Linked DNA regions of Homo sapiens: region 1 is linked to region 2. Evidence: chromatin loops called from intact Hi-C (ENCODE). Cell type or tissue: pancreas. All regions are shown on one strand. Region 1 overlaps RASA3 (RAS p21 protein activator 3). Region 2 overlaps CFAP97D2 (CFAP97 domain containing 2).

What was found. A loop is a pair of places that touch in the nucleus more often than their neighbours do. Peaks named below come from ENCODE experiments on the same cell type or tissue, not always from the same donor. Only the 100,000 strongest peaks of a DNase experiment are listed, where the experiment ranks them.
Region 1: it touches region 2 in a loop (3-fold over the local background); 1 of 110 quality-filtered maps calls a loop at or near these places.

Annotation. Positions count from the first base shown.
Region 1 is chr13:114,049,057-114,053,056 of GRCh38, forward strand. It overlaps RASA3 (RAS p21 protein activator 3), which reads right to left. Exons shown (of 24, transcript NM_007368.4): 3 at 2,996-3,099. Among named protein-coding and RNA genes, the nearest start is that of RASA3-IT1, 59 kb to the right of the region's middle. In pancreas, no CTCF peak of the experiment used is centred here; a DNase peak (open chromatin) is centred at 2,275.
Region 2 is chr13:114,200,970-114,204,969 of GRCh38, forward strand. The region is part of intron 3 of CFAP97D2 (CFAP97 domain containing 2); the gene reads left to right. Among named protein-coding and RNA genes, the nearest start is that of CFAP97D2, 24 kb to the left of the region's middle. In pancreas, no CTCF peak of the experiment used is centred here; no DNase peak of the experiment used is centred here.

The sequences.
Region 1 (4,000 bases), 150 kb before region 2:
TCCTTCTGGCACCTGCCAGTGCACCTCTCACTCCTGGACCTGAACTTGCAACTGAGCACAGCTGTGGCTGCCCCAAGGGAAACTTGCTGGCAGGTGGGGTTTCCTCAGGGCGTGGGCGGCTGCTAGAAACGAGAACCAGGAGAACCACGCAGCCAGGAAGCCAGTGGCCACCGCGCACTTCCACCCAGAAACGCATTCCCCAGAACCTGGTGTTTCATGCCCGGTAACAACATAATTACCATCATAAAGATAAATCGTTACCGGAGATCCAGACAGCCACCCATTTTCATAGCTGCGAAAGCCACAGTGAAACATCTAAGTCCAGTCACCATAATCGTAAAGCCACCAAGAACTACTAGCAGACGACGTCAACAGAATGATTAATAAACATCTTATTTGGTTATTTTCAGAGCATATAACTCCAGAACTAACTTGATCAGCTTCTCTTACTAAAATGTGCAAAAATTTTTTAAATTTCTTTTTCCTTAGGGTTGTCGCTCAAAAAATGTCTCATACACCTTCGAGAACGAATCAAGTCCCTGTGGATTCTCGAGTATAAACGGAGCTGGTGACGAGGCCTGACACACGGTCACACCTCAATTCGCGCGTGGCGCCCGGCACAGGCTGAGCCCCGCCAGATACACCATTAGCCTCCGCTGAATAATCTGGATTCCATGCCTCCCTTTCTTCTGAGAACACCCTTGGAGGCCCCTGGCAGGGGCTGAGAACACAGGAGCGAGACACAGGCCTGCCCTGCAGGACCATGGGCTCCAGGAAGCTCTGTCCAGTGGACACAGCACAACAGGCAAGAGAACCACAACCAACGAGTGGGGCAGGGGAGGCAGGTCACGGAGGGCAGCCCACCCATGCCGCGGGGTCGGAGGCCATCTCCTGCAGCAGGCCCCAGTCCCAGAGGTGGGCATGGCAGGACATGGGGATGGAGAAGGAGGTGCCTCAGGAGTGGGGTGCACAGCGGCTGAGCCCGGAGGCAGGAGGGAGAACTGCCAGCCACTAGCCCTGGAGCCGATGCCCTGGTCAGAGGGAGAGAGGAAGAGGGAACCCTTCCGCAGCACCCAGCTTGAACGCGACATAAAGCTATGGGCCTGAACCTGAGGGCCTCCCAGGCAGACACTGAGCAAGGGGGTGCAGGGGTCACGCTGGACCCTCAAGACCATCTCACCGACAAGGCTCCATGAAGCCCAGCACAGCAAGACCCTGAAGGGGGGTCAGGTGCCCGCTGCACTCAGACACCTTCTGCAGCCGCATTTCAGGGCCAGGGTGTCCGCTGCGGAAGCACCCAGCACAGTGTTCCCGCTCAAAATGAAGTCAAATGTCAATTATCTGAGATCCATGTGACCCATTCCATGTATTTTCTAAACAAACTCTGGAGACTTCTATGAAAAACACAGCAGTTTCTAAGAATAATCACTTGGGTACAGTGAACAACAGTCCCAAAAATGTCCGGGTCCCGACCCCTGCAATGGTGAGGGGGCACTGGCCTTATCAATGCCAGGTGAGGCCCTGCCCGGCCCCGAGGGCCTCTCACCCAGCCAAGCCCCTCTCAATGCCAGGCAGAGAGCAAGACTGGTCAGGATAGGCATCTCATCTCTGTCAGGGGACTTGCTGTGGAGGCCCGGGACATGGCAGAGTGCAGACAGCCTACGCGTTACCTACTAGCCCGTTTCTCTCATGCCCCCTCTCTCTCTCAACGTCGTGCTGACACACACTAGCTGCCGGCCGCCCAGTGGGGACAGGCTGGGTTTTAGGACACTCAAGCTCTGAGGTGGACCTTTGGCCGTGCCTCTCACTTCTGTGTGCCAAGCACTGGGAATGGATCAGATCACAGATCCTGGTCCATGGCTCACAAACAGAGGAACAGGGACGATGAAGAAAGCCCACAGCTGAGGGACACAGGTGAGCGCTGGGGAAAGGGGGCAGCCGGCGTGGGGTGGAGCGGCCGTGACACGGTGTGAGGAGCCAGTGTGAGCAGCGAGCGTCAGATGGACCGGGACCCCGCCCACGCACAGCACCCTCGTGGCCTCGCTGGCCTCCTGCACCCCCGGGCCCTCAGGCTGCCTGGGGCCAAGCTGGGGGTCCCCCTGGGGGACTCCTCCTCTCGCCCTGTCCCACTCAGCATCCCGGCAGCCATGAAGACGAGGAGCCTGCACCACCTGGGGTCTGGGTTCAGGCTGTGGCAGCCAGTACACACTGGCTCCCCGGCCGCCCGTCCTGGGCGTGAGCTCAGGCGCCACAGGACCCCTCCTCCCTTCCTGGCTCTCCCAGCGTCACGGCGGGAATTAGCCTGATCCCTCAGCCTCCCACGCCTGCTGCGTGAGGTCTGCTCCTGACGGGGTCCTCTGGCTGCATTTAGGAACAAGGAGCTCCCCGAGTAACCTGAAGTCCACTCTGCCCAGAGGCCCCACAACTTACAGGATGCCGCCTTCCTGTGATACCAGGCAGGGCTGCCCATGAGCTTTCTCCAAGAGCAGCCCCACCCCTGCTCCAAACACACCATCTCCTGGAAGTAACAGTATTGCCCCAAAAACCAGGGGGAAACTGAGGCAACATGCCCCCACCCCCACCCGCCCTTCCTGTGCCCACACTGTGGGGACTAAAGTTGGGACAGGGACAGCCAAGACGTGGTGAGGAGGGAGGCCCCACATCCATGCAAAGGTCCCCCCACAGATGCCCCGGGGAACAGCCCTGGGAAGTTGTCTGAAGAGGGCCAGAGATGCTGTGCTCTTGCCTTGAGGGGCCATGGAAGCCTCGACTGGCAGTGCTCACTGACCTGAGCCTGGTGTGATGCTCTAGCAGGGACCACAGATGCCAGGCCAGATCCCAAGAGCAGATCAGGAGGAACACCCAGGGCTGCTGTGACCTCAAGCCCTGCAGCGACCCCTCAGCACCATCCAGCCAGGCTCTGGACTGAAATGCTAATACTCGCCTGGTACAGAACAGGCAGAAAAGGGGAAGTAAATGCTCATTCATCACCTACCTATGATGGAATCCCTCCGGAAAACGTCTCTATCGAAAATGTAGAAGGACAGGTGACGAAAGCTCCGAGGAATTTCACAGTAAAAGTCTTCTCCGTAAAACGGGCTAGTGAGACAAAGAAAAGCGCCAGTTAGAACACAGGCCACGCTTGCGCCTCACCCCCGGGGCACACACGTGTGGTCTTAGTTTTAAACATGCCATAAGAATGCCCTGCACTGTGTGGCACGCATGAGACATGAACCTGCAGCTCCCTGTGGGGTGAAGGGCCTCGTAGCTGCTCCCCGGCCTCCACCTCGAGCCTTTGCACTGCACAGATGAACTTCTGTACTGGGCTGCCTGGCGGCCCGGAAGCTGAGACCTCCACAGAGACCACGGCCACTGCCAGAATGACTTCCATGCTACGTGCTCAGGTCTAGGTGCAGCCTCAGGGCCATCGTGATGTTTCGAAGGTACCTGGTTTGGGGCAGGCAGTGGCTCCCTTTATGCATTAAACATAAAACACAGCACTCCAGTGCCTTGGACCGCTCCTTTTATCCAGAGATCCAGTACAAAGTCCTGACTGCCCAGCCGCCCTCACTCCTCGGGGAGAGACCCCCGCTGCTGACTGTACTTAGAGTCCTCGCTCCTGGGGGAGAGGCCCCCGCTGCTGACTGTGCTTAGAGTCCTCGCTCCTGGGGGAGAGATCCCCGCTGCTGACTGTGCTTAGAGTCCTGGCTCCTGGGGGAGAGACCCCCGCTGCTGACTGTACTTAGAGTCCTCGCTCCTGGGGGAGAAATCCCCACTGCTGACTGTGCGTAGAGTCCTCGCTCCTGGGGGAGAGACCCCCGCTGCTGACTGTGCTTAGAGTCCTGGCTCCTGGGGGAGAGACCCCCGCTGCTGACTGTACTTAGAGTCCTCGCTCCTGGGGGAGAAATCGCCACTGCTGACTGTGCGTAGAGTCCTCGCTCCTGGGGGAGAGACCCCCGCTGCTGACTGTGCTTAGAGTCCTGGCTCCTGGGGAAGAGAC
Region 2 (4,000 bases):
ACCGAAAATCATGTACCCCTGCATCCTGTGTGGGTCCCAGCCTGGGATACTGGTACTGCTCTTTCATAACCTCACTTTTCACCCAGAAGTGGAGTTCTGCCCTCTGTGAAAATGAATATCAGCAGGCTTTCATACTCCTTAAAATCACCTTATAAATGCTTGACTGTGAATCCTAAAAGCCTCTCTTGTCTAAGGTCAATAACCTCTGCCCCCTGCATCTTACACATCCTAGAGTAACCTCATAGTTACACCATGGCCCTTTCCCTGTAAGTGCAAGATTTTGATGGTGATTGTGATAGTTAATTCTAATGAAGGGGTTTTTGTTCCGGAAGTGCTTGAACCTTTTAAGACTTTTGGCCTGTACCTATCCCCAAGAAGCTTATAGTAGTTTCAGATTTCATAATAAATTAAAATATAATTGATCCTCAGGTACCTCGAGGTGTGTGATACAGGAAGATTGCAGGCCCAGCAGGGTGCACCACTGGGAAGGTGCTGCTCCAAGCTCAGGCGGGCCCTGCATGGTCCTGTGTGCTGGCTTTGTTCAAAGGCCCAACTGGAGCAAACCTGCCTCAGAGATGATTTACTGTGGGCTTCCAGGGCTTCAAGGGAAGCCATGGGAAAGTCAACCATTTTTCTCAAGAATGCATCAGTTTGGGGCTTGATAACTGGCTATTTCATGTCTCAGTTGACTCCATTCTTTAACAAAGGACACTTGCCGAGTTAATGCACAATGCTGGAGAGAAACAGTTCGTTTTCAGGGGAGTCTCAGCTGCTTCTGGAGCACTGCAGACCAGTTGGTTGATGGAATAAACATATCTAGCTAGCTGGTCAGCCAGTAGCACAAATCAACATGAGAGAAACTATAGAGCCAACAATTGGACTTTCACTCCTGATTTCATTTTTCATGTCTTTATTCAGATGTGATTGGCATACAGTAAACACATATTCAAAGTGTATGTGATAGGTTTGTCATATGATACACCCATGACACCAGCACCCCAGTCAAGACAGTAAACATATTCATCACTCCCCAGGTTTCCCTGAGCCTTTCGGTCCCCCTACCCACCACCCTCTGCCCATCGAAGGTTCCCTATGGGTGCCTTTGCACTTTCTGGATTTTATGTGTATAGGTTCATCAAGTATCTGCGTTTTGTCTGCCTTTCAGTTAGCATAACGTTGAGTAGTGTTCCATCGTACGGATCTATCACAATGTGTTTATCCATTCACCTGTTGATGAGCATTTGGGTGGTTTCCAGTTTTGGGCTATTACAAATAAGGCTGCAATCAGAGTTTATGTAAAAAGAAATTCAGAGATGAATACCTCTGCCCAAGACTGAAAACTCAATGACAAATGGATTTCAAGTGGGATCCACATGAGAGACCCCCAGAATGACCGCATGAGGAGCTCTCTCAACCCACTCCCCAGCAAAACTTTTGAAAATGGTTAAAACACAGTCATTTAGAGTCTCTGCTGTATGGTCCTAAGAAGAAACATATATTCAAGAAAAGCTACTGTAATTTGACAAGAACAGCAAATGTCCCTGGTATATGAGCTAAAACCTGCTGTCTCCCCACTGCTTCCAGCTCAGCAATGCAGATGCACACCAGAAGCTGCAGCCAAGTGCATGGGCTCTGCTCCCCACAGCTCCTAGTCGAAGGGCCTTCTTCCTGGAAGGGGCAGGGCCTTACTTTTCTCATCTTGTCTGCAGTTGCCTGTTGCTGAGACTAAATCCCAGGTGAGTGTGGCCCCACGCTGGAGATGCTCTTGTTCTGCCCATTTCCTGTTTGTGGAGTGGATGCTTAGCCTGCAGCCTTGGGAATGGTGATCCTAAGACTACAGGAGCCAAGATCCCCTTGGTCTGGTTCATAGGCATTGGTTCCATGCTGGGAGAGTCACGCCGAGAAGACCTGTGTGTCCCTCCAACACACACACACAGTGGAGCACAGAGCCTGGGGTGTCACTCAGAGAGAAGATCGCCATTGTTCCCACTCCGAGCTCCAGGGCTCTGAGATTTTGCCCAGAGGAAGAAGCAGACCCTCGTAACAGCTCCCATTCTCTTCCCAAAGGGATGGTTTAATTTGCAACAGAATTTAGAAAAGTGCAAGCCTCACTGGACATGAAAATAAAAGACATCGAAATTGGGAAGGAAGAAGCAAACTATTTCTATTCACAGATGATATGATCTTGCATATAGAAAATCTTAAGGAATGCACTAAAAAGCTGTAGAACTAATCCACAAGTTCAACAAGGTTGCAGAATACAAGATCAATACACAAAAATCAATTGTGTTTTTATATACTTGCAATGAGCAATCTGAAGAGGAAACTAAGAAAACAATTCCATACTCAAAAGTATCAAAAGAATAGGTACTTAGGAATAAACAAAGGAAGTACAAAATTTATACTCCAAAAACTACAAACCGTCATCCACAAAAATTGAAGATCTAAATAAATGGAAAAATATCCCACGTGTATGGATTCAGAAGTCTTGCTATATTAAGATGGCAATATACAAACTATTGCAGAATTTTGCTCCTTAGTTCAGCTGAAACTGGGTACTTGTCACATGACCAGGAAAATCTAGGCACACGAACACATTGAAGGGTGAGTAGAGCAGGATTTTCTTGGGTGACAAGGGAAAAAAAGAAAAGAAAAAGAAAACTCAGCAAAGTGAGATGGAGTCCTGCTAACAGGCTCCCACCTCACAAATGGAATCCCAGGCCACCACACAGGAACTGAAGAGGCCAGGCTCCTCCCCTGCCCGTGGCTTCACCCGTTTCCCCAGTGCGCATGTGGGCATGTGCAGACAAGGCCCTGGGCAGGTTCCCTCATCTGCACAAAAGCATCTGGTGTAAACACTTGTCAGATGGGGCAGAGATTCTGGGCATTTGGCTGTCTCAAACCCAATCTACAAATTCAATACAATCCCAATTAGAACTCCAGCCAACTTCTCTGTAGAAATTGACCCACTGGTTCTAAAATTTGATGGATTGTTTTAGTCAAAACAATCCTGAAAAAGAAGATCAAAGTAGTAGGACTCATGTGTCCTTATTGTTGCTGGGGAGCAATGGCTATCTCAGCCAGTGGCATGGGGGTAATGAATTTACCAAGACAGTTGTAGGTAAAGAAAGGCAGATTTATGAGAGAAAGTAGGAAAATACATTTCGAGGAGGCAGCGGGCAGCCCACAGGAGAGAGGCTGACTATGAGGAGACCAAGGCTTGCTGGGGATTTTATAGGGTGGCATTTATGCTGAAGAGGGCTTTGTGCAGTACCAATAACACCAAAGCTACAGTGAGCTAACTTGCAGGTGTCTGGTAATAGCTCGGCACAGGAAAATTGTGAGCTGTTTGCGCAGGAGGGCTGCGTGTTCTGGACCATGAAGAAAGGCAGACTTGTCGCTTACCTGCTTTATCTCTTTGCTTTCCCTTGGTCCCACCAGCTTGACTCCTCTTTCCTAATTAGGACTCCACACCTATTTCAAACTTACTAAGAAAGCTATAGTAATCAAGATAGTATTACACTGGCATTAAGATAGACATATAAATCAATGGGAGTCCATGTGTCTATAATCAATGTATTTTCAACAAAGGGGCCAAGACCATTCAGTGAGGAAAGAATAGTCTTTCCACAAATGCTGAGACAACTCTATCGCCACATGCAAAAGAATGAAGTTGGACTCTCACCTCACACCATATAGAAGAATTAATCAAAAACGGATCAAAGGCCTAAATGTAAGAACTAAAACCATAAAACTCTTAGAAGAAAACAGTGGGAAATCATCGTGACTTCAGATTTGGCAATGGAGTCTAAGATATGGCACCAAAAGCAGGAATGACAAACAAGAAGATACATAAACTGGACTTAATGAAAATTAACAACTTTTGTGCATCAAAGGACACTATCAAGAAAGTAAAAAAAACCCACAGAATGGGAGAAAATATTTGCAAATCAGATACGATTAGGGACTTGCATCTAGAATACATGAAGACCTCTCACAG